Regions from separate parts of the Mus musculus genome. Here regions 1 and 3 are each linked to region 2. Evidence: chromatin loops called from intact Hi-C (ENCODE). Cell type or tissue: gastrocnemius. All regions are shown on one strand.

Evidence for each region. A loop is a pair of places that touch in the nucleus more often than their neighbours do. Peaks named below come from ENCODE experiments on the same cell type or tissue, not always from the same donor. Only the 100,000 strongest peaks of a DNase experiment are listed, where the experiment ranks them.
Region 1: a loop joins it to region 2, with 12 times the contacts of the local background. A loop is called at or near these places in 14 of 42 quality-filtered maps.
Region 3: a loop joins it to region 2, with 8 times the contacts of the local background. A loop is called at or near these places in 23 of 42 quality-filtered maps.

What each region holds. Positions count from the first base shown.
Region 1 is chr1:184,768,368-184,776,367 of GRCm38, reverse strand. No RefSeq gene overlaps it. Among named protein-coding and RNA genes, the nearest start is that of Gm51725, 9.0 kb to the left of the region's middle. In gastrocnemius, CTCF peaks have their summits at 4,546 (motif pointing right) and 6,691 (motif pointing left); a DNase peak (open chromatin) is centred at 4,560; H3K4me3 peaks cover 481 bases; H3K27ac peaks cover 849 bases.
Region 2 is chr1:184,262,569-184,270,568 of GRCm38, reverse strand. No RefSeq gene overlaps it. Among named protein-coding and RNA genes, the nearest start is that of Gm34177, 63 kb to the left of the region's middle. In gastrocnemius, CTCF peaks have their summits at 4,290 (motif pointing left) and 7,375 (motif pointing left); DNase peaks (open chromatin) are centred at 4,269 and 7,399; H3K4me3 peaks cover 507 bases; H3K27ac peaks cover 1,719 bases.
Region 3 is chr1:184,391,676-184,399,675 of GRCm38, reverse strand. No RefSeq gene overlaps it. Among named protein-coding and RNA genes, the nearest start is that of Gm34229, 36 kb to the left of the region's middle. In gastrocnemius, a CTCF peak has its summit at 4,256 (motif pointing right); DNase peaks (open chromatin) are centred at 2,560 and 4,250; H3K4me3 peaks cover 569 bases; H3K27ac peaks cover 1,182 bases.

The DNA.
Region 1 (8,000 bases), 510 kb before region 2:
AGGCCAAGTCAGGACTGGGAACGTTGCTAAAGGCTAGCACATTCTCTGCCAGTGAAGGAGGAGGGAGTGGGTACAGAGAAAATCCTGGCTTTTCTCTGCCAGCCTCCATGCTTCTCAAAAACATGGAAAGATGAATTTCAGGCTTTGTCCAGAGCTCTAAAACCTTAAATCCTTCTAGAAAATAACCTGTCTCTCAGGAATTTGAGGTTCTAGAAAATAATAAAGCGCCCCTGCCCCCCCCCCAGGGGCTGTGGACTGGCTTTGCTATTGGCTGTGCTGACTTAAGCCTGAGTAATAGAAGGATGTGATGAATCTGCAGGTATCTGCCCCGCTTTGTGAGAGGGCAGAACCGCAGGACAAGGGGTAGAATGCTGCTATAAACAAGAAGCAGCACTTTCCCCTCCAGCTCCAGGCATTGTGGCTCCTGGGGAAAAAAACCCCAATGTTTCTTTTTCATGCTGAATAATACTGCTTTTGCTCAGCCGGGCTGAGTAGACAAGTCTGAGTCCTGATTTCTTTATATTCTCTGTGTGTGTGTATGTGTGTGTGTGTGCCCGCTCATGTGCTCACACAAATGAACACATGTATGTGTGCTCAGTGAATGTTGCAGCCAGAAGCCAACCAACCTCTAGCGTCATCCTTAGCTACTATCCATATATATTTTTTAACCAAACATGTGTCTAGGCATATAAGTGCCCTTGGAGGCCAGAGGTGACACACACACATCCACTCCGTAGATGTATTTTCACGTGGTTGTGAGCTGTTTTGTAAGGTGGGAGCTGGGAATCCGACTGAGATTCTCTGCGAGAGCAGTGTGTGCTCTTCGCTACTGAATTACAAGGTCTTTCCCTGACCTGGGCTCATTAGTTCTGCTAGACTGGCTAGCCAGTGACCCGCAGAATCTACCTGGCTCTACCTCCCCAGTGCTGTGGTGAAAATACAATTGTGTGCCAACACTTCTAGCTTTTGTATGTGAATGCAGGGGGGGGGGCAAGGCGGGGTGGGGGCTGGGGGGAAACAGCACTCAAGTCCAAATGCAGTGGTAGGCAAGCTCTCTGCTGAGCCACGCCCACACTCCGCCCACAATCCCGCCCACACTTGACTCTGCATTCTGATTTCAAACCTAGACTCTAATGTCTAGACTTCTTGTTATAGTCTGCATCTTGAGTGTCTCTCAAAGGATGCCTGCAGAAGGCTTGGCCCTCAGGCTGTGGTGCTATATGGAGGCAGTGTAGGGGCTTAATGGGAGTAAGTTGGGATGTTGGAGGTGTGCCTTGCATTGAATAGTGGGACACTTGAATGTTCTTGGTTCTTCGTTTCTTGGCTGTGAAGAGGGGAGCAGCTTCCTTCACTATCTGGCCCCACCATGCTTCGTCCTCTGTCATCCAGCCCCAGAGGATGGGTGGCTCACATGGACTGAAACCTCTAAAATATTGAGACCAAGCAAGTCTCCTCTTTTTCTAACTTATTTAGTTCACGTATTTTGTCCCAGGGATAAAGACAACTAATACAGAACTCATGGTAAGATGTTTAAAAGGAAGTGAATTCATCTAATGCCTTCACCTTCTTTTTAAACGAGTCTTTGAAGAAGTGATATGTTCTCTTTTTCAAGACTTGAAGAGTTTTTCGTAGACACCGGGGAGCAACAGTTAGTATAAGTGGAGATGCACCTCTCAAACCAGAGGCGTGCCTGCGCATAGAGAACGGATGCCAGAGAATTCTGGATTCATCTTCTGGATGGCTCTGGTTCCACTGTGGTCCCCCAAATTGCCAGAACAACTCGGTGACATCAGTCTGGTTTGTGCCTTCGGGTTTGTCCAAGCCACCCCCTGGTTTACATGAACAGAAGCTGACAGGTGGCAGAGCTTTGAAACACAGGAGGGACCGGCAACTGTTCTAAGAGTCAATCACATGGCCTGTGCCTGGCTTTTGGTGTCTGATGAGTTGCTAGGCTGTGCTTCTTTTTTTACAATGCAAAGATGGTGCACACAAGGAACACACACACACACACACACACACACACACACAGCAACACACTGAGAGCCGAGCACTGTTGCAGTTCTTTGTGTTGTCGACTATGCATTGCTTTTGTGTGTATGGTTTTAAGACTATAGGTACCATGCATCACTTACTATTTGAAATAGGCTCTCATGTAGCCAGACTGGTCTTGAACTTACTATGTAGCTAAGGATGGCTCTCAACTCTAGATCTTCCTGCCTCTGCCTCCTGGGTGTTGAGATTACAAGATTATGCCAGCATACCCCACTTACTTGGGGCTGAGACTTGAACCCAGGGCTTTGTGAGTGCTAAGTGTTTGCATGCACAGCTAAGTGTTTGCGTGCACGCATGTGTGTGTGTGTGCATGTGTGTGTGTGTGTGTGTGTGTGTGTGTGTGTGTTTGAACTTGGCACAAAGTAAAGTCATCTGGAAGGAGGGAACCTCCATTGGGAATTTGTCTCCCTCAGATTGTTCTGTGATCATGTCTCTGGGGGTATTTTCTTGATTAATGATTGCATATGGGAAGGTCCAATGCACTGTGGGTAGAGCCACCTCTGGGCAGATGGTCCTGGGTTGTATGTGCGAGAAAGCAGGCTAAGCAATACACAAGGATCAAGCCAGTAAGCAGCATCACCCATGGCCTGTGTTTCAGTTCCTGCCTTGAGCTCACGATCTGACTTCCCTTGGTGATGGAGTGAGATCTCTGATGTGTAAGCCAAATGAAGCCTTGCCGTCCTCAGCTAGCTTTTGGTTACAGTGTTTATCACAGAATGGAGAGCAACCTAGGACCCTAGGCAAACACTCTTTCAATGGAGTGCTCTCCTTAGTACCAAAGATGTTAGTTTTTATAATAAAGAAGACAGACTACAAATGAAAATATAACCTTAAGATGTCTGTGTACTTAAGTTTCAAAGTATTTAAAGTAATAAAATGTTATTGTTATGTTTGTTTAGTGTGTGTGTGTGTGTAGAGATCAGAGGCCACCTTTTAGAAGTTAGTTCTCTCCATCTATAGTGGGTGCTGGTTGTTGAATACATGCAGTTAGGCTTACATGGCAAGCAATTTTACTGGCTGAGCTACCTCACCACTCCTAATGATCTCTTCCTAGGATGATGATGACATTCCACATGTTGTCCAGAGCCACAATGTCCAGCTCCAAGTCACTGGCCACTAGAAATGTGCCTTGTTCAAGTTGAGGTGTGCTGCAGTTATAGTCACACAGCAGATGTCAAAGGCTTCATATCTGCAAGGCATAAAGCATTGCCGTAATTATTTTTATTGTGACTGCGTATGAGATTCCATAACTTGAATGTGTGGAGTTAGACTCAGTTATTGGAATTAACTCAATCTAATCATTAAGGGTTAGTTTTTATCTTCTCATGTGGTGATTTCTATTCCAGCTGCATTTGTGGGTGCTATAAAGGAGGGTTAGCAGTGCCCCCACCCCCACCCCAAGACCAACACTCGTCTTGGTAAGACCTGGCCCCCTCACCTAACCTTGACTTTGAAGATGGAATTATCCATGCTGTGAGCACAGGGTTTCTTTGGGGTGGTGAGATCTTCTGAGACTCAACCATGTTATTGTTTTGTATGGTGTTATGACTGTATTAAGTGTCCCCAATAGAACTTCTTAAAAACTTTAAAAATTTTTATTTGTTTATTGTGTGTGTAGCATGTATTTATTGGTGAGCCTGTGGAGGTTTTCAGGCTCATCAACAAACACCCTTACCTGCTGAGCCCTCTCGTTGGGTCCTTGAGAATTTTTAAAATCCATATCTTTTGTCTTAAAAGATTGCAAAAATTGACAGGTGCCGCATTGTACTTCTTTGTTTAGGGGTAGAGGAGGGGGTGGTTTTGTGTAAAGACAGTGTCTCTAGAATGGGGGTGGGGGATGGGGATCAGAAAGATATGCAGGCTGGCAATGAAGGACAGGGCGAACTCTTTCTCCTCCCTTGTGAGAAATGCTAACTGCGGTTCGGTTAGCTTGGCATTCTGTCTATAGCTGTGGTTCTCGCTCAGACGATCCTTTCCCTAAAACGCATTGCCTGGTGTTTCTACGGTGTTCAGCATTCAGTGATCTCGGCCGTCAAGATGGAGTAAAACACGGAGTCAGGCTCTAGGCGCTTGGCCTTCCAGTACAGTAAGAAGACGAGTTGGGCTTTTATCCCCCACATCTCTGGAGTTCTGCTTCTTAAGGTAACTTCAGAAGGCAAAACTGATCTGCAGTTAGGGCAGTTACCCTGAGTAGCAGCAGAGGTGAGGGGGAGTTACCCTAGGTGGCCGCAGGGGTTGGGGGTGGGAGGAAAGGGGAGGGGTGGTTGTGCAAGATAGGGGAAGGGCTCAAGCCAGGGACCTATTCCTATGTTACAGGCGTTGGCTTACCCGAGTGTGTCCAATTCGGGGGGTGTTTTCATCGTGTGAATCTGTACGCTTTTTTGAATGCATGTTACGCATCAACAAGAAGTTACACACCTTGTCTGTGAGGGTGACTGCTTTTTTTTTTTTTAAGTGAAAAGCCCTGTGTCGATGAGATGAGGGAAATGACCACCAGGGGGCGCTGTATCCCTAACCTCTGTGCGCAGAGGCCCTCCCTAGGGCTCTAGGGCTATTGGAGATGCAGACCCGCAGTCCTCGAGCAGAGATTTGTGGGTGAGTGACCCACCTTAGACAAGCCTCCTGAGTAACTTATGTCTCCACTTGAGGCATCCGCACACAGAGAGACCCAGACAGAGCCGACCTTTTCTTTTAACTTTTGATTCAGAGCGCTGGGCAGGGATGGGAGCCTGCGCTGCTTACTTGAGAAGCTTACTTGGTGGTCCGGTATAGGTTAGACACCTAAGGAATGTCACATTCTTGGGAGAAATTAAGATGCCTGCCTCGCCGAAAATAGACACTCACGAGGAGATGGGGCAGTTCTGGAATGACCAGGCCCTGCTGTTATCACCGACGGAAATCCTGTGTGGTGGTAAATGTGACCCTCAGCAGAGCCTGGAGAAAAGATTATGGGAGCAGAGACGGGCCGAGAATGCAAATGTGGGAGGTTATTGGCTAGATAGTGGCCAGGAAACCAGAAACTGGGGTTTGGCGGGGGCAGAGGGGGTTGGGGAGGGGGCTGAAAGAGCATAAGAGGAAATGAGGGAGGAAGAATAAACAAATGAGATAAGCAACTTCCTCCACTTCCTCCTCTGCTGCCCTTTTGTTTGCTTCCAGGACTCTGGTGTTTCTGAGTCCTCTTCTGGGGATAATAGCCTGGACTCTGAGTCTGAGAAGCAGGCCTCGCTCCTACCTCCCTGATGTTTCCCCATCCTACCTGGTTTACTGTGAGAGACTTTCATATATGTAGACAGCCACTGGACATGCTCCCCTAAGCAGCCAGTGGGCAGGCTCTCTCCAAGCCCAGGCTAGTGCTCCAGTTCTTCAGGAGGAAGAGCACTGGTTTAGACACCTGACTGTCCCTTCCAAATGCACTTATGTGGCTGCCACCAAATGTTGGTTCACTGGCATTGGGAGTCAGTGGAGCTTAGTAACACTGTTTGGGGGATAGGGATGTGGTTCCGGGGTAGAATTTGGTATGATCAGGGCTCTGGGTTCCATCTCCAGTTCCACAGAATAAATGGACAACAAACCCCGACGTTGCTGTGTGCAGAGCTTCCCCTGTCTTGGACTGGAACTGGAAATGATGGGGTGGCCCCACACTGATGGGGGTGATGGAGGTCGATGGGGTGGCTAGTGAGGCCTGACTGTGTGCTGGAAACCACCACCACCCGCAGGGTTCTAATGGCAACTTTTCGGATTCAGGTGGAGAACCTGTGGCTCTCTGGGGCAAGTGAGGGGGACTGGAAGGGGGCAAGGAGGGCAGCCTGACAGACCCCCAGCTCCACTCTCTGACCGTATGACTTAATGTTTGTAGGTCCCTTCGGGTATCTGTAACAGGTGACAGCATCAAACCTCCCTGTAATGTTGCAGAAATTGAACAACAAATTGTATGTGAAGCACTTTCTCTACCGTGTGCAGGACACTTAAATGTTAGCCCTTCGCCAGGGCCCACTAGCCTTTGAGCCTCTAGCCGCTTGCAGGATGTGCAGGATTGAGTTCCCACCGCAAACTGGAAGAATTCGTGTTTGTGAATGGTTTATGTTGACTTTGGAGAGTCATGAGAAATTGTTACTTTGATGAAATCAATTAACCTTAGCACCACCAAGAGCCCACGCTCCGCCCACGCAAGGAGGGAATGGGGCACCGGAAAGCTGGGCACCTGTGACTCTAGGCCTCCTATCTGAGAACTCTACTCCATCTGTGGGACATATCTGTACTTCTCAGCTACATATCCTTAGTAGTGAGGGCACAATGCACTGGACTTACGTCCTCAGGCAGCTCCAAGGAAAGTTGTGTCTAGATTGCTCATTTTAACCCCCGCTGATGAATCCTTTCTGCTGGGGTTCTCTCTAAATGTACACAATTCAGTTTGGACATGGGATGCTCCACACGATGCCTGTGAGATGAGAAGGGCAAGCGGTGGATGCTTTTGACTGTTTGTCTCCATGGACACTATGAAGGGATAGCATCTCAGAGGCTTTCATTGCATTTCATTGGTTGGGGCTTGGAGAGATGACTCAGTGGTTAAGAGCACTGGCTACTCTTCCAGAGGTCCTAAATTCAATTCCCAGCAACCACATGGTGGCTCATAACCATCTATAATGAGATCTGGTGCCCTCTTCTGGGCTGCAGGCATACATGCAGGCAGAATGCAGTGCACACAATAAATGAATCTTTAAAACAAATTTCCATTGGTCACCAACTGTACTCTGCTACTGTGCTAGTAGAAGTTATGGGTAAAGCAGACATAGTCAAATGGAGCATATGAGGGGTCAAAAGAGGGAGCTAAGCAACAAAAGACATACAGGGTTAACTACCAGTCAGCTACCTAAAGCACAAGGAGGCACCAGGAAGATACTTCATCCCAGTGTGAAGGTGTGGTGGTGTTGGGGTCAGAAGCAGAGGAGAGTGTTCCAAACAGAGAACAGTCTGTATGTGCCCTCTACAAATGGGTGCGTACGGTTATGTAGAGTCTACATACACCCAACTCAACCCTGCTCCCTCACCCCAACACCTTCTTCTAGAATTCTGCAGAGGATTTCTCAACAGGTCTTCCAGATGCGGCTAGATCATGCCTCATGGTGAGGCCATGGTAGTGTGCGCACTCACACTTTCTTAGTACAGTTGTAAACCACCCCCTTCCCACCCAATGAGGGAAATGCTAAGAAAACACACTCTGGATTTATTATAGTTACTATGACTCAGACAGGCTGAAGGCTAGAATCTGATGGAGTTTTCCTAAGATTCCTTGGGGATTTTGAAGGATTCTTTTCCCACCAGCCAGCGAAAGAAGATTATAAAAACACATTTCCTCCAGACAGAAGAAATCCCTTGAATCCCAGGTTCTGGTGACTTGAGCAGCAGAGGATGCCCCACACCGCGTCACCACATAGCATCATGTCTCCACACAGCACCGTGTCCCCGTACCTCACCTTGTCTCCACATAGCACTGTGTCTCCATACCTCACCCTACACCTGTCTCTCCTTCATTCTCTTCTCTGTGACTTCTCTGGTGAGACAGTGGACGAGTGGACAAGAAGTTGATTGTAGTTTGGAATCTTGAATTTGCCCCCTCACCAAGATCCTGCCCTCTTTTTGTTATTGTTTTTTTTTTTGTTGTTGTTGTTTTTTTAAACTTTTGGGAATTTTATACATGAGTACTGTACTTACATAATTTTTACCCACCTTCCTCCCCCCACTCCCTCTCAAATTCAGGACTTCTTCTTTCACCATATATGCCCGTACATCTACATGTATACACACATATATCTACTAATGAGGCCATTCAGTGCTGTTCATGTACAAATACCTTTAGAGCCAAACACACGGTGTGGATACTCCAGATGAAAGCCAACTGCCAACCAATGGCTGCTTCCTCTTTAGACTCAGCTTCCTCATAGGCTGAA
Region 2 (8,000 bases):
AGCCTTCCTCATGCCGTGACTCTTAAATACAGTTTCAGATGTTGCCATGACCTCCAACCGTAAAACTATTTTCAATGCTACTTCATGACTGTAATTTTGCTACTGTTATGGATCATAATGTAAATTTTTTTAAGATTGAGGCTTGCCAAAGGAGTCAAAGCCCACAGGTTAGGAACCAATGTATTAAAAGAAGAGAGAACTGGTTCCCGTGTCTCACATTCACTTAATGGAAAGGTGTTGGCGATACTTCAAATGGTCCTCTGAGAGATGAAACACTGAGAGTGAACTCTCCGTTTCTAGTTCCGGGGAGAGGTACCATCACTTAAAGCATCAACTAAAACTTTCAAGTGCAGAGTAAGCTGTACTTAAAAAAAAATAAATGTGAATGCGAGCCTACTTATGTACTTTTGCTCACACAAAAGCGTACTTCTCTAGTTTATTCTGGAGCAAAATATAAATGACCACAGCCTGGGAGCATAGATTTAGATAACCCCCCAAATCATGTTCCAACATGGTAGCAGGTTATAGGAACAGAAAAAAAAATATTGCTGCTCAAAAGGTTAGAATTTGGAAAAAAAAGACAAAACTAAAGTTAATGCATTTTATAGTTCATATCTTCAGATATGAGTGTAGTTCTTGCCTCTCACAATTGAAGCTGCTTTCTACAGACGACAGAGGCTCCTACACAAGCCCACAACTGATTGAAATGCAGAGAACAGCTGACTGTGGGGTGTCTCACCCCAGTTTGTACATGTACATGACCACCCCTCTGCCTTGGCCTTAGCAGAATAGGACACAGAGCGACTATAAGAGCCCGAGGACCAGGGGGAACACTGGTGTCTTTTAGAAAGCTACAGCCATGACATCTCAATCTGGCAGCCTAAACAGTGGTAGCCACTGGCATGCCAACAGGATATTTGCACGGGATTCCTCCCGGTTGGTGATTTCCCTGTATGTGTTTTATCACTCATTGAGTTTTCTTCTTTCTGATTGGATTATAACATTTTATTAGTCTTAATAATCTATGTCTTGAGTAGAAAGACTTAGCTTTTATTTACTATGATGGTGACAAGATATTTCATCCCTAGATGAAGAGCTGCAGGGAAGACTGAGGGAAGAGTCAAGCCAAGCCGAGCCACTTAATGCATTATCCAATCCCAAGTGCTCAGCCTTAAATACATACATTTAAGCAACACAAAATGGACTCAGCAGGCTGTACTTTATATATACATATGCATGCATATATATGTATATATGTATATGTATATATATATATATATGTGCAACAGTTATTAAAGAAGAGGTGATGAATTTGTGGAGGAGTAGGGAAGCATAAGAGAAGCTGGAGGAGAAGAGGAAAGGGGTAGAAATGATGTTAAGAAAGTATATGAGTATGAATTTTTAAAATTAAACTAAAAACAATACGACACAAAATTTCAGCATTAATTAATTCATCAAGGAAAACACATAAAACACAGTCTTGAGGACTTTTAATAATGTAATTACAGAATGTATAAATACATGTAAAGGCTATTTAAAGAGAAATTGAAGATCTTTGTTATCTACCATCGTGGTGGGAGTGTTTTACATCTGACTGAGTGTGTGTGTGTGTGTGTGTGTGTGTGTGTGTGTGTGTGTGTCCACCCAAGATCAAAACAAATCTGAATCCATCAAGTTGTCCCCTGACTTCCACGGGCATGCCATAGCATGAGCTTCCTCCATGCATGAAATAAACAAATGTAAGAAAATTAAAAAGGAAAGAGATCAAGGATGACATCGTCCTCCGTTCTAGGAGCTCCTGGTGTCATTGTGTCCACAACATAAAATCCAACCATCGAGTGTTCTTTGGGGGATCAATGAAAGCATTGGCTGTCCTGTTGGTCAGGGAAATCTGCTGGTGAAACCCAAATCTACTTTTTATGTGCCTGTTCTTGGGTCTTGGCTAACATATAAAAAACTTTAATGAAACCAATACATCTATAACTTCCTTAAGTAGAAAACAGCAAGAAGAAGGCAACGTCTATATCCAGCAGATGAGTTAGATTTCAGCAGTTACATGCAAGCACACAGAGGGAGGTTTGGGGCTGGAACTACCTTCTACAGACTTAGTGTACAGAGCCCCACAGCCACTGGGTTAGCGCTTTTGAAATCTCAGTGACCAGATGGGTTTTGGCATCTGGAACAACATGCAAATTTTTCTTCCCATTTCATCCCTCCCAGGGACAAGCCCATTTGCCTGGCTTTTAGGTCTGCGGTACCGTGCATGCTGGGACTGGCTCCTGGAAGAGACAGAGAGATGGTCTTCTCCATCTCAAACTTCTGCCGTTTCCTGAGCACTTGGGAGTCCCTTCAGGTTCTCGCTGCTTCTCTTTACCATGTTCATCACTCCCCACAGATGCTCGGCTTGGGGAGAAGAGAGTGCAGTTGCAGAGCCTGCTTCCTGTTAATTCTTCTATCCCAGAACAGTTTGGAAACAGATGTCATGGCTTAAATATAATAATAAAGTAAAAACAATTATATCCAGATAACTGGAGCCAAGTGAGAATGGCTTTTCGGAGAGAATTTCTGGTTTTCTTTTTATCGACTGGGTATCTCAGCTTAACGAAATGATATTGGAAGGAGGATTTGCGCAGCTATTTTATCTGAACATGTGGATCAGGGTTCTGCTGACATAGCTCTTGAACCGCAGATTTCAGCGACAGTGATCTCTAGACATAATAGTTGTAAGCTGAAGATGTGTCATGTGGGTGATCAGAGAGTGCCTCTAGGTCACAAATGCCTGTGGCACCTCATGCTCAGAATATTCAGTTAGATCCAGAAGTGTATTTAAGGAATTGCTGGGGCTGAAAGGTGGCTCAGTGGTTAAGAGAGGTAGCTGAACCTCCAGAGGACATGAGTTCCTCCCCCCCCCCCTGCTCCCCTGGCATCGAAGTCAGGTGACTCCCAACTGCCTGAGGCACCAGGGAATCCAATGTCCTCTTCTGACCTCTGAGGGCATTTGCACACAAGTGCATGCCCCCACCTCATGCATGCACACACAGGCAGACATGTGCATGTGTGCACAACAATGTATACATCTTAAAAATACGTTTTTAGAATTCTTTCCACTAGTTCGGCATCGTTTTGAGAGAGCAGACCGCTGTCCCCGTTTTAATTTTAGCCACAGCATGAAGTTCTTAGTGAGTAATAAATTAGTAAACAGCTGCATGCGTGGTGAGAAATCAGGTTAAGGAGTGTGCAGTTTGGAAGGAGTCGGAGCTGTAATGAAGACATCTATGTGTGTTCGAAAGACCAGAATAAAGAAGGCAGGGTCCGGGAGGCAACTCTTCTCTGAGGGTTTGTTTCTGGTTAACCAGCCTGGTGGGCACAGCCACTAGATACACTGAGATCACTGTCCCAAAGGCATCAACATCAACAAATAAAGCCAAAGGAAAATAACATTCCCTCAAAGGGAACAAGCTCTTCAGGCCCAGAGTCCATTATGATGTCTAGATGGAGTAACAGTTGCTTCGAGTAAGTCACCCATCCCACATTAGCTGACCGGAGAGCTACATCTTTTCAAATTTTAATTAAAAGTGTGAAAATATATCTTGGACTCTCAGGAATGTCGACTTTCAGAAGTGGCTACTCCACTTTCAGAGTAGCAAGGGAACGAAGGAGATAATTCCTTAAGTGATGAAAATCTTTTGGCTATTTCAAAACAAAACAAAGCAACTAAAAGCACTAGAGAGACGCCCCCCCCCTCCCCACAAACTCTTTAATTTGCAGAGCTTCTTAACAGATCTCAAGAGACAACTCTTGTTCCTGGGGTTGGCCTCCAATGTGTAACTTTTAAATGTCAAAAGGCACTTGGGTTATCCAATTCTAATGCAGGGCCAGTCCCGATTCTGGAGGCTAGGACAGACAAATAAAAATTCTCCCAGCACGTTTTGGTAGTGATGTTTTTCAGCTGTAGCACGGCACAGGGGTGAGAGTGAAAACCAGGTGAAGTAGAAAGAGATCCGGGAACAGATGGCCTGTGTTTTTAACTTTTTCTGGGTCTCCACTCTCTTGGCCACCTACCGCTCCGTCGTTCTCCCAAGGATTGGCACAAGTTCCATCTGCTACTCCATTTAAATCCTTAAACGAGAAGCTGCCCGTTATTTGTCCTGGCTTTGAGAACTCGCTTTGCTTTTGCACCTTTACAACCAACATCTGGATGCACCGCAAACATCCAGAAAAGCTTTGGGTTTTCAAAGTCCCAGAAACACGCCCTCTGCGCACAGCTCCTTGTGAGAAGACAGACCCCTGGTGGCCAATGACTGGAACTACACCCCAGGTTTGTTGTGTGATTCTCCTCTCAGGGTTTAGTTTGGGCCTTTCCTGCCCCTGTTCCTTCCGTGCTTTCTGGGTCCAAATTGCTGTTGAAGGTGGACATGATGCAGCTGTGTGGAAGTGACTCTTAAGTTCAAGTCAAAAGACTTCCAGAACAGTTACATCAGCTCTGTGAACGCTCTGAGTCACAAGGTCTCTGAAGTTGGCCAGAGCAACACGCTTAACAGTTGTTTAAGTTACTAAAATCTCTTGACCAAGTTTTGGGAAAGCGCTTGATCTCCACCTTGAAAACGCCTTTACTTCCTCTGTCGCAACAATACGCTTCTACTTTCTTTGGTGGAATGAAGACGAAGTGTCAACAGTGTGAACTCTTTTGACACTACAGAAACGATCATTTGGATCATCGAAGTGTGGCCCTAGCCTGGGTATAACCCTGTACCACAGCCAAGCATGGTTCTGAAAACCGAATGCTCCAAGGAAGTATGTATATACCTGAAAGAAACCGGAAAGTCCCCACCTCCACGAACATTCTGTAGACATTCACTCTCCGGCAAGGACAGAACACACAAATGCTTGCTGTTGCCATTCTACCTGTAAATGAGGAGCAAAGACATGCATCCCAACAACACGTGTCTGCCATCAGGTCAAAGTATCCGCTGAAGTGACACACTGGGGCTGAAGATTCGCCAGTCTCCTCCCCTGCTGTGCCAGAAGGTCTGGCATAACCAGCATGGATGAATCTCTTGTGGTACAATTAATTATAGGATCTAGTTGTAGGTACAATCTGTGCGTTTGTTTTACGCTCACTACAGTGCCTGTGGTGTCACGTCACACAGCCTCATCTTCTTGCTTGTGCTTTTGGGGAACACAACATCCTTGTTGTAGCAAGAGGAAGCCAGGTAACCATGCTTAAGTCTAACATAGGTCTCCCATCTTCATGTAACACACACACACACACACACACACACACACACACACACACACACACAGGGAGGGTAATGTAAATCCAGGATCTAACAGGTCAATGATTTTGTACTCCCCCAGAAAGAATGGGAAGAGATTTTAAAAAGCCCTTCTTTGTTACAAGAAAAGCAAGTTAGTTTAAACGGTCCAGTGAAATAATGGATTTGTTTTACTTTTCTTGTTGCTCTGACAAAAGCAACCGAAAACAACACAAGAAAGGGGTTATCGTGTGGCTCTTGGTTGGAGAGAATGCAGTCCATCGCGGAGCTGAATCATGGCACCGTGGGTGTGAATAGCTGCTCACTCTGTCCTCGGGTAGGAAGCAGGCAGAGATGACTCTCTCTAGGAAGCAGGTGTCGATGAACTCCAGTGAGGGTTTATTCGCTTTCTTTATTCAGCATAAAACTCTAAAGATTCCAGAAGGAAATGTCAGGAAAAATCTTCATGATTTGGGTTGAGGCAAAAAGTGAGAAATGATTCCAAGATCATGGTCCACAAAACCAAAGTAAGATTTTATTTATTTATTTTTAGTGAAAAGTATTGTTCTGCTAAAGTTCTGCCAAAAGAATTGAGCTGGTTGGTTACAGCTATCAACTTGACACAATCTAGCACTCGCCTGGAAAGAGATTGTCCAGATATGGTTGACCTATGTTGGTTTGGTATGATTTCCTCAATTGATGGGGGAAGAACCTGTAACTTTATTTTTTTCAAACCTATTGTTAATGATGGTGCTCAAACGCTTTAACCTCCCTTATAGCTCACCACCCACCAGAGGTAGTGGGGAAGAAAGGATATGGGGGAAGTGGACCTGTTTAGAAGGGCTCTTTGGAGCAACTCCTGTCTGTGTTGTCTGGAAATCGGCAGTTCAGTTCACAGGTTAGCAGACCGGTAGCTCAATCCACTAGCAAACACCTCACAGATACACCAGCAGCCAAGTTCGTTAGAGTCAGGATAGCAAACACTGGATAGCAAATGGTGGCACTACCTAGCAGAGACAGCCAGGCCTCAGCCTTGACTTGAGTCAGCAGGAGGGAGCAGGAGATACCAGGAGACCAGGAGAAGTTCTTGGCTGTGCCTCTCTCAGGGAAGCAAAGATCAGCAAAGAAGCGAGTTGCACAACTAGCTCTGTAAGCAGGTCAAGCTCACCTTCCTCCATCACTGCCCACTGAGTCCTATTTATACTCTCTAAATATCACGGGTCCTCCACAGGTCTTGCCTCAGCACGTGGCTTGCCTCGGCTGACATCATTCTGCCAACCAGCCTGAGTCCTTGGAAGCAGCAAGAAACTGCAGCACACCACCAAAAGTTTCTCAGCTCTATCAGAAGTTCTTTGGTGCGTTTCTCAGCTAAATGTTCCTTCATGTGTTTGCCCCAGCAAAACACCATCCGTCCAACTTTCCAAAGAACCACTTCAAGATCCTGCCTACTGTGGGTGGTAACATTCCTTAGGCAGAAGGGCTAGTGAACATTCCCTAGGCAGGAGGTCTAGAGTGAAGAGATCTAGCCAAGAATAGGCAAGCAAGAAGCATGAGAGAGCCTTGCTCTTTGCTCCTGATTGTGGGTGGACATGGCTGGCTCTTTCAAATTCCTGCTGCTTTGACTTCTCTGCTACTGTGGCACTGTGAACTAAATAAACCCTTCCTCCCCTAAAAGCTGCTTTTTGTCATCATGGCTTATCACTAAAACAGAAAGGAAACTCAGATAGAAACCAAAGTACAAGCCGGAGGCTGGGAGAAAATATTGTCAAATCTCATGCATAGCTGAGCGTTTTGTATCTAGAATTGATAATGAACTCTTGAAAACTGACAGTTTCAATGAAATCGAATGAACCGATTTTAAAAATAGATAAAAAGACTTGACCGGTCACTCGGTCAGAGAAGATAGAAAGCAAAAGAAAAGATGCTTGGTGTCGTTAACCATTTGGGCACCACACAGTTAATCATTATAAAACTAAAACCTACCAAAATGTCTAAACTATGAGGCTGGAGAGATCCCAGGGTGGTAAGAGTACTTGCTGTTCTTCCAGAGGACCCAGTTTTGGTTCCTAGCATCCATGACAGCAGCTCACAACTGCCTGTACCTTCTGCTTCAGGGGCGTCTGATGCCCTCTTCTGGCCTCCACTGGTACTACATCATGCCTACACAGATACATACACAAAAATAACTGAAGGAATGGCCAACTGGTGACCAGCCCATTTTGAGACCCATCACATGGAAAGGCAGGCACCAATCCCTCACACTATTAACTATGTTGTGCTTGAAGACACGAGGCTACCTTAACAGCCCTGTGATAGTCTCTACCCAGCAGCTGACTGAGACAGATAGACAAACATTGGACGGAGGTCAGGCCCCCTATGGAAGAGTTAAGGGAAGGACTAGAGGCCATCAAGGAGATGACAACTCCACAGAAAGACCAACAGTGTCAACTAACCTGGATCCCTGGGAGCTCCTAGAGACTGAGCCACAAACCAAAGAACATACATAGGCTGGTCTGATGTCCCCAGCACATATGTAGCAGAGGACTGTCTTGTCTGGCCTTAGTGGGAGAGGATGCACCTAGTCCTGCAGAGACTCGATGCACCAGAGTTGGAGGTGGGGGTGGGGAGTGATATGAGGAAATGCCCTCTCAGAAGTGAAGGGGAGAGAGGTTGGGAGGAGGAAGTCTTTGAGGGGGGACCAGGAAGGGTCAGCATTTGGGATGTAAATAAATAAGCAGATTTTTT
Region 3 (8,000 bases), 130 kb before region 2:
TCACAAATTCCATTGCTTTGGCCTTCTGAGTGCTGAGAATCCAGTCATAGTCTCTTCCCTCTTCCCTGGTGGCCAGGTCCCCACCCAACCCCTCCCCCGTACCCCCCACCCTTGGGCCTGGGAGGACTCACTTTGGCTTTCCAAGGAATAGTAAACCCTTCAGGACAGACTTGCCAAAACCATGGCAGCCGGGGTTGGAAATCTAAATGGACGGCACGCTCTGGTCCAAAGTGTATGCATTTCCTGTCTTCTAAGTTTTCTTTTTAGAGTTCATGTCCATGTTCCTTTCAATCTGGAAAGGCATAATTTCACTTTAAGGAAAAGAAAACAATTGCTTTTAATAGGAATCTTTATGGGCATGATTTGGAGGGCTTTTTGGACCAGTGACTAGGATGGAACAACATTGTGGTGAGTTAAGTGTAAATGGCTCAGAAACGGTCAGATTAAATTTCCCTGGAAACACCCAAGGGCTTCCAAAACGAATGGGGAGAAACACTGAGGCTGTGTGCATCTTAAACTTTACATTTTCTCTTGCTCTCTCTTGCACTTCGCTGATTTTATTTTCCTCTTCAAAACACTTCTTAGGGTGACCTCATCTCTGTGGTCAGCATGCTGTCAGGATGGATTGCCATTAATCCTGGTGCATTCTGGGTGGTCTAACCTGGTATCAGTCGCCCTGTTCCTGCTCTTCTCGAGTGAGCCTTCCCTTCTAATATTTGTTTTCAGTGTGGGAAGGGTGTAAACCTGCAAACAGTCCAGAGTCTGTGTGAAGTTTTCAGCGTTTGGAAATTCACCGTCATGACACAGAGATGAATGTGTGAGGCGGCTTGTCAAAAACAGATAAATCTCAGTTATTTAACTCAGAAAACACAAGTCTGGGTGAGGCTGATGTGGGGGAACCTCATCAGTCAAGATGTGAAGAGTCAGACATGTCTCAACAGAAAACATATCAGAAAAAAATAATTATAGTCCTGTTTCTGAAGTTCAGCTTTAAACACATGTTCAACTGCTTTAGAAAAACGTTCCTCTGCCCCTTCCCCCTGAGGAGATTCCCACAAAAGTAACCAATTTCTATTTGTAGGCATTTGAGTTTATTTTCTTTTTATCCCCATCTTTGGAGATGTCAGATTGGTATCTATGTCTTTTAATCCCCTGATCTCACCCTAGTTTGGTCAGTGAAGTTTGTCAAATGTTTAGCTCTTTCTAAAGATGACGTGTTGACATGGTGCCTCAGTGTTTCTCCTGTCTAATCTCCAGGCAGTGTAGTTCACGCGGGCACTAAGTGGTTTGAAGTCCTTCCTACCACAAGACATTATATGATAAGGAAAAGCCATTCAGTTTACTCAATAAGCTCAACAACAGTAGAAAAACCGGTGGCTGCTTCTCAGCTTAAGTTAGGAGCGTCACTGGCTAACTGAGTGAGAGAAGCTGCAAGCCTTCTCACACAGATACCTGTAGTGGAAGATAAACTGATCTAACACACACACACACACACACACACACACACACACACACACGTAGTCTAGAGCCCAATACAAACCAAGACACCATCCTTAAACCTTCAAGCTTGAAAAGCCACCTAACTTCAGAAGAGAAACTATGGGAACCTGCTCTTATGATGCTGCTCCCTCCCTCCGAGTCTCTTGATTTCCCTGAAGATTAGCCAGGCCATGAAAACAGCTAGCTTCAACTGGAGCATATTATCTGAGTTGGTCTGGTGGACAGTCCTCAGGCTAAGCATGGCAGAAGTGGTGACATGAAGCTCACATCTCTGCTAGCCTGAACTTATGCCATAGTTTATATATATGTGTGTGTGTGTGTGCATGTGTGTGTATGTGTATGTATGTATGTATGTATATATATGTATACACACACACACACACTCACACACACACACACACACACACACACACTCATACACACACACACACACACACACACACACACACACACTCATACACACACACACACACACACACACACACACACACACACACACGGCGACTGATACCAGGCTAGACCACCCAGAACGCACCAGGATTAATGGCAATCCATCCTGACAGCATGCTGACCACAGAGATGAGGTCACCCTAAGAAGTGTTTTGAAGAGGAAAATAAAATCAGCGGAGTGCAAGAGAGAGCGAGAGAAAATGTAAAGTCTAAGATGCTGATATATATAATCAGCTATGCTACAGACAAGGAGTATACAGGAAAGTATATTGAAATTCTTTTATTTCAACTAGTTAGATCATGAACCTTATTATGACAAACGGTGGTATGTATATTAATCAAAGCAGTTGTTAATAAAATAAGTATAAGGAAGAACAGGACTCAAAGTGGTACACAAAAGCTTTTCTTGCCATTACAGAAAGTATTGAAAGAGAAACCACAATATTAGAAATGTGGAAAAACGAAGAGCAAACTGATAACTGCAAATCCAATTGCATTTAGTCAGTGCATGAAATAAAAACATTTTAACCATGGTCAGAAGCAGAAGCAAACTGAGTTTCCTTCAAGGACGGGGCTCCAAGAGCCTGGCCATGCTCCAGTAGGTGGTTCCACAGCCATGCACAGATGAGCAGCATGAAATGCACTCAGCAAGTATTAGAGGGGGGAGGGGGGAGGAGGGGGAGGGCGAGACCCTATGGGTGGCTCAGTGGCTAAAGTCACTGCCTGCCAGACTGGAGGCACTGGGTTGGTTCCTAGGGACCCACATAGTGAAAGGGAAGAAATGATTCCAGAACATTATCCTCTGACTTCCGCAACGCCATGGCTTGCTCCATGTGTCACACAAATAAGTAAATATAATAAATCTTTAAAAATTAGAGAGTGAGGAGGGGGAGGGGGAGAGGGAGAGGAAGCATATAAATGAATTCAGGAGGGGAAAGTGACTGGAGGGAGGTGAAGAGGTAGGGGAGAGAATGGGAGTGGATTTGATCAACTGTGAGTGTTTGTAGCCTGGCCCCCACTTTAAGTCTGCTTTCTGTTCCTGATTATGTATATAATATGACAGTTGTCTCATACATCTGCCACTATGCTGTCCCTGCTGTTATGGATTCTAATTCACTGAATTGTAAGCCAGAAACACACCCTTCCTCTCTTAAGTTGCCTCCTGTCAAGTGTTTGGACAGGGCAATGAGAGGGTAGCCTCACTGGGGACCAGCAAGAAGACCAGTGAGTGGAAAACGGGAGAGCAGACCTGGCCTTGAAACACACTGTAGAAGTCTAGGGTTTTCTTTGATGAGCTTTGAGCAATGAAGGCGAGTGTTTACCATGTTCTCTTGCCCTCTTCTGGTGCCTAAAGGGAAGCTGACCAGAGCCTGGAAAGCTGGAAATCCGCAGTTCAATCAGGAGGCTGTGGCAATCATTCAGGAGCCGAACCAGTCGGTCAAAATGTGGGTAATGGCGGTGTCTATGAAATGGTCCTGGGATGCTGTGACCACAAACAAGAGGGGTTGCTTGCTGATACAGTGGATAGATTGAAAGAGAGGAATACAGGATGAGTTCAACGTTTTGCAAGAGTTGGAATTGATTATAAAACAAACATATTTAAGAGAGCAACACACTAGCCTAAGACTGAAGATATGACGCTATGAAAACTAACTGAAGGTCCCAATAGAATAGAACAGCAGAATGGGAGAACTTAAAAACAAAGAACGAAACCAACAAAACACATTGTCCTGTTTTGTCTGAATGTGCAATGTTCCCCACAGGGCTCACGTATTCAGGCTCGGTCCCCAGACGCTAGAACTGTTTGGGACGGTCTGGAAACCATAGGAGGTAGAGCATCCAGGGACTTAGTAGGCCAGGGAGGGACCTTTGAAGGTTATGTCAGGTCCTCAGTCCCCTTGCCAGCAGCTTTGCCTCCTGATGGTCTAGAGGAGAACATCATCTTCCTCAGCATGCTCCCTCTACCATGTCATCAGCGGCTCAGAATCAGCTGAGCCAAGATGGTGGGACTCAGATGTCTGAAACCATGAGCCAAAATAAGTGATTTTCCCTTTTAAGCTATCTCAGGCTCTCTGATCACAGATGTACAAAAATAAATAGCACACGTATTTAGGTTTGATTCAGCACAATCGGTGCCCGTGCCCGTGTTTGTCTTTGCTCTAAACACACTGTAGTAACCAAGGAAACGATGAGTGCACTGCACCGGGTTTTTAATGGCAGCCTGAACCAGGCATTCAAATCTTTTGACTCTGAGGATGGAGGCGCCATGTTTCCCAGGTCCTCGCATGGCGCTTCGTCTCCACCAGGTGGCAGCACTGAAGTTCAGAGGCTTTCTGCGCAGTCTCCAGGCTTAATGAGTATAAATGAGTAAAGACTCGGACCCGTCAGACTTCTAGTCTCCCTTTATCCCCACTTCCCTGGTGTCGGCACCCCCACCTTTCCCAGCAGCCTAACGAAGCTTTTGACGATATAATCTCTGGCTACATTATTCACTGGACATATCCAAGCCCAAGAAGCCATTTCCTGGAGACCACTTTTTAAAACTCTGTGTTCATTAGATCCACTAATACATTCTCGTGGAAACCACACTTTAATAAATTTCATAGTGCATGACCAGCGGACTTCATGAATATTAGTCACTCCAAGCACGTTTTGTTTATTCAGCTTCTCGCTCCTCTCCTCCCTTGCCTGACTCCAGACTTCTCCATCTGTGGAATGATAATAACAAAGCGAGAGAGCTGGCTGGCCACAGAAGACCGAGAAAGCAAGGAGTAAAAGGAGCTTTCTGAGCTCACACCTGTTTTAAGATTTGTTATCCTTAAAACGAAAAGCTGTGGGGATTCACTGGGCTCTTTCCTTGTGGCTCCCAGTGGGCTTTGCTGTAAACCACAGGGAGGAGTGGGGGCCTTCAGAACACTTAAAAGTACTTATGTCAAATCCATCCCATTCTTCCGGCCTCCGTTCCTCGGGCCAGCCACCATTCCCAGGGGCTGGAGCACATTACAAGGCCCCCACTTTGTATGAATGGGCACAAACAGACTTTTTCACCATTTCTCTGCGTCTACATTTGCAGACACATCCTGTAGGCTGCCTGAAACAGCCTTAATTTCAATTTACTGTCTCCCCGAGGACCTTGCCATTCTGTGGAAAGTGGAAACTCAGTGGTCCGTTCTTTTCCCCCACCTCTCCCCCCAGCCTCATTCTGTCCTCCTCTTTCAAAGAAAATGTGGAAGGGAGAACGTTTCCCCGAGATGAACAGAATGATGTTCTGATGCGTCTAACAGGGCCTATGATCTTTTATGTTGAAAAAAAAAAATAACAAGCAAGTTAGGCCACATTACCACATTTGGAAAGCGTTCAAAGTCAGTGTGCAAAACCGTGTAGGTGAAGCAGGGGTCTCCTGGAGTGCATGTGTGTACACGAGAGAGCATAAAATTATAGACTCAAGTTCTACATTGGTTTTTTGTTTGTTTTTATTCTTCTGGGGGCTATCTCTATCTAACTCCTTGTTATGGAAGTTTCAAATGTAGACACAAGCAGAACCAACTGTAGGCAAAGTTCCTAGGTCCTGCCTTCAGCTCTCATTCGACGCACCATGTTTTGTCTTGTTGTCTTCACACATATACGCATCTCCTTCCCTGGGAGATTCAGAAGCAAATGAAAAGGAAAGATCAATAAACAAACAACAGTAATAATGAAGGGACAACTTCTGCCCCATTGAGAGTTTTACCACAGTGGCTGCCTCACACCAGAGAGACCTAGAACCTGGGAGTTTTTCAGTCCACAAGGCTGGAGGTTTCAGCAGCTGCAGTCTGATGCAGGAAGCCTAACAGGTTCCTGGAGAAGAGGTGGCCCTTAGTGAACGACGGAGCCTGGAAACTGTGGCTCTGATATCAGCAATGATACCATCGCCAAATCAAGTGACCAGTGAGAGGAAATGCCCAGCAAGCAGGAGGGCAATATTCTTCCATCCTTTTTATTTGGGATGCTACCAGAAGGTGCCATCCACATGTGAGGAGGCTCTTCTCATATGAAGGAAGGCCACCAAGACAGTTCCTCAATTGAGGCTCACTAATCAGGTGATTCTAAACTGTGGCTGGCTGACATTCAAACCGATCATTACCCCTAGGTTCCCAAAGATATTCCCCAAGAGTCCCTTGATTTTTTTTTTTTTTTTTTTTTTTTTTTTTTTTACTCTTTATCAGAAAAACACCAAGCATTGATACAAGAAATGCACTGGGGCCACTTACAGAGACTATAAACAATGCAGCAATGCAGGTGACATGCACAGACTACACACAATGCAGGCAAATGTTGCACAAAGCAAACATTACTATGAGAGTGTAATAAGCTCTGATATTTAAAAATATGTTCGATTTTTATTTTTGTCTCATTAAAAAAAATTCAAAGCGTGCCACTTTGAACCTGCTCACTGGACTTTATTAGCATAGGGGGTGGGGTCATGGACCTCAGAGGGAACCTCTAACCTTAAATAGGGCTCCACTTCTGATATGATAGAGTAAGGACTGTGTCTTTGATGTCACTGGAAGAAATTGTCTAGACTGTGGTTTTGTTTTTGTTTTTGTTTTTTTTGTTTTTTAAGCTAAAAGCACTGCCGAGGTCTCTTTGTTCATGTATGGTTTTTTTTTGTTTTTTTTTTTTTTTTTTTTTGTCTTCACTCATATACGCATCTCCTTCATGCATTGTTTTCTGAGTGAAAGTATTAGTAAACAAAATAGAGAAAAATGATGAAGACAAAAATCAGATCCTTGGCATGTTTGAATGTTTACATTTTTAGGGACTAAAGCCTATTAACTGGCCTACGTGCTATGTGGAATTTCATATATCTCACACAATTCTTGAAATAAAAGACAACATAGACCTTATCATTTATGTGCCACATAAGGATATAAGAAAACTTGAGTTCGTGGGCTCGGGTGATAGCTCAGTTCTTAAAGTGCTTGTCTTGCAAACATGAGGACATAGGTTCGATCCCCGGGAAATCCACCTTAAAAAAATAACACCTAAGTGATGGCTGCACCAAAGATGTAGAAACAGGAGCGTCACTGGGACTCACCTGCCAGCCAAATTGGTAAGCCCAGGTCAGTGAGAGACCCTTCCCCACAAAACTAGGTGGACAGAGGCTAAGGAGTAAGTTATTCTCTGACTTCCACATGAACATGCACACACCAAGATGCACATTAGCATGCATATGGACACACACACAGGTATGCACGCACACACGCACACACAATCACACTCACTCACACAGGCACATACCAAAACAAAACTAAACAAAACTAAACAAGGCAAAACACAACAGAAGCCCCTGAAACTTAGGGTCCCAGAGGTTGAATTAGTCATGGCACCCTACTATGTCATGTCACCTGGAGACTGGGGATGCAGATGGTGGAGCCAGACAGCCTTCACTTGGCATCTTTGCTATGCTGCTCAGTGACACTTTCAGTGAGTTATGAATGAATAAGATGAAATGTATAAACACTCAGTGTCTAGTAGGTGCTTACCATATGTATACATAGAAGACATATGTAAATGTGATATATTTCAAAATATATAACATCTCTAAGGGGTGTGTATAAGTTAAATTGATGGGGAAGTCTATGGAGTTTTATTATTTTCAATTTACCTCTAGGAATATGGCAAATATGTCAAATTCAAAGACATTATTCACATCTTTAAACCAACAGCCTTTCAATATCACTCAAACGCTTGTTCTGTACATCTGTAACCACAGAAATGTGGTGAGAGCCCTGTAGGTATTGGGGAATTTAGCAAAGCTTGACAAACAATGGGGAAACCTTACAGAAGGAGCCATAATTCTGAGCAATCTCTTGTTTCATCAGAACCAGGTTCCTTTACAAGGTCTGAAGCGTGGTGGTTGGCAGTGTGTTTCTGAGGACGATTCCACTCTGACCATGGCATCTAGGAGAATCGAATATGGTGCTTATCATGGATGCTCTAACATCAGTTCTGCCTCTTACCTGCTGTGAGGTCTTGGACTGTGTTCTTAAGCTCTTCTTGCTTCTATT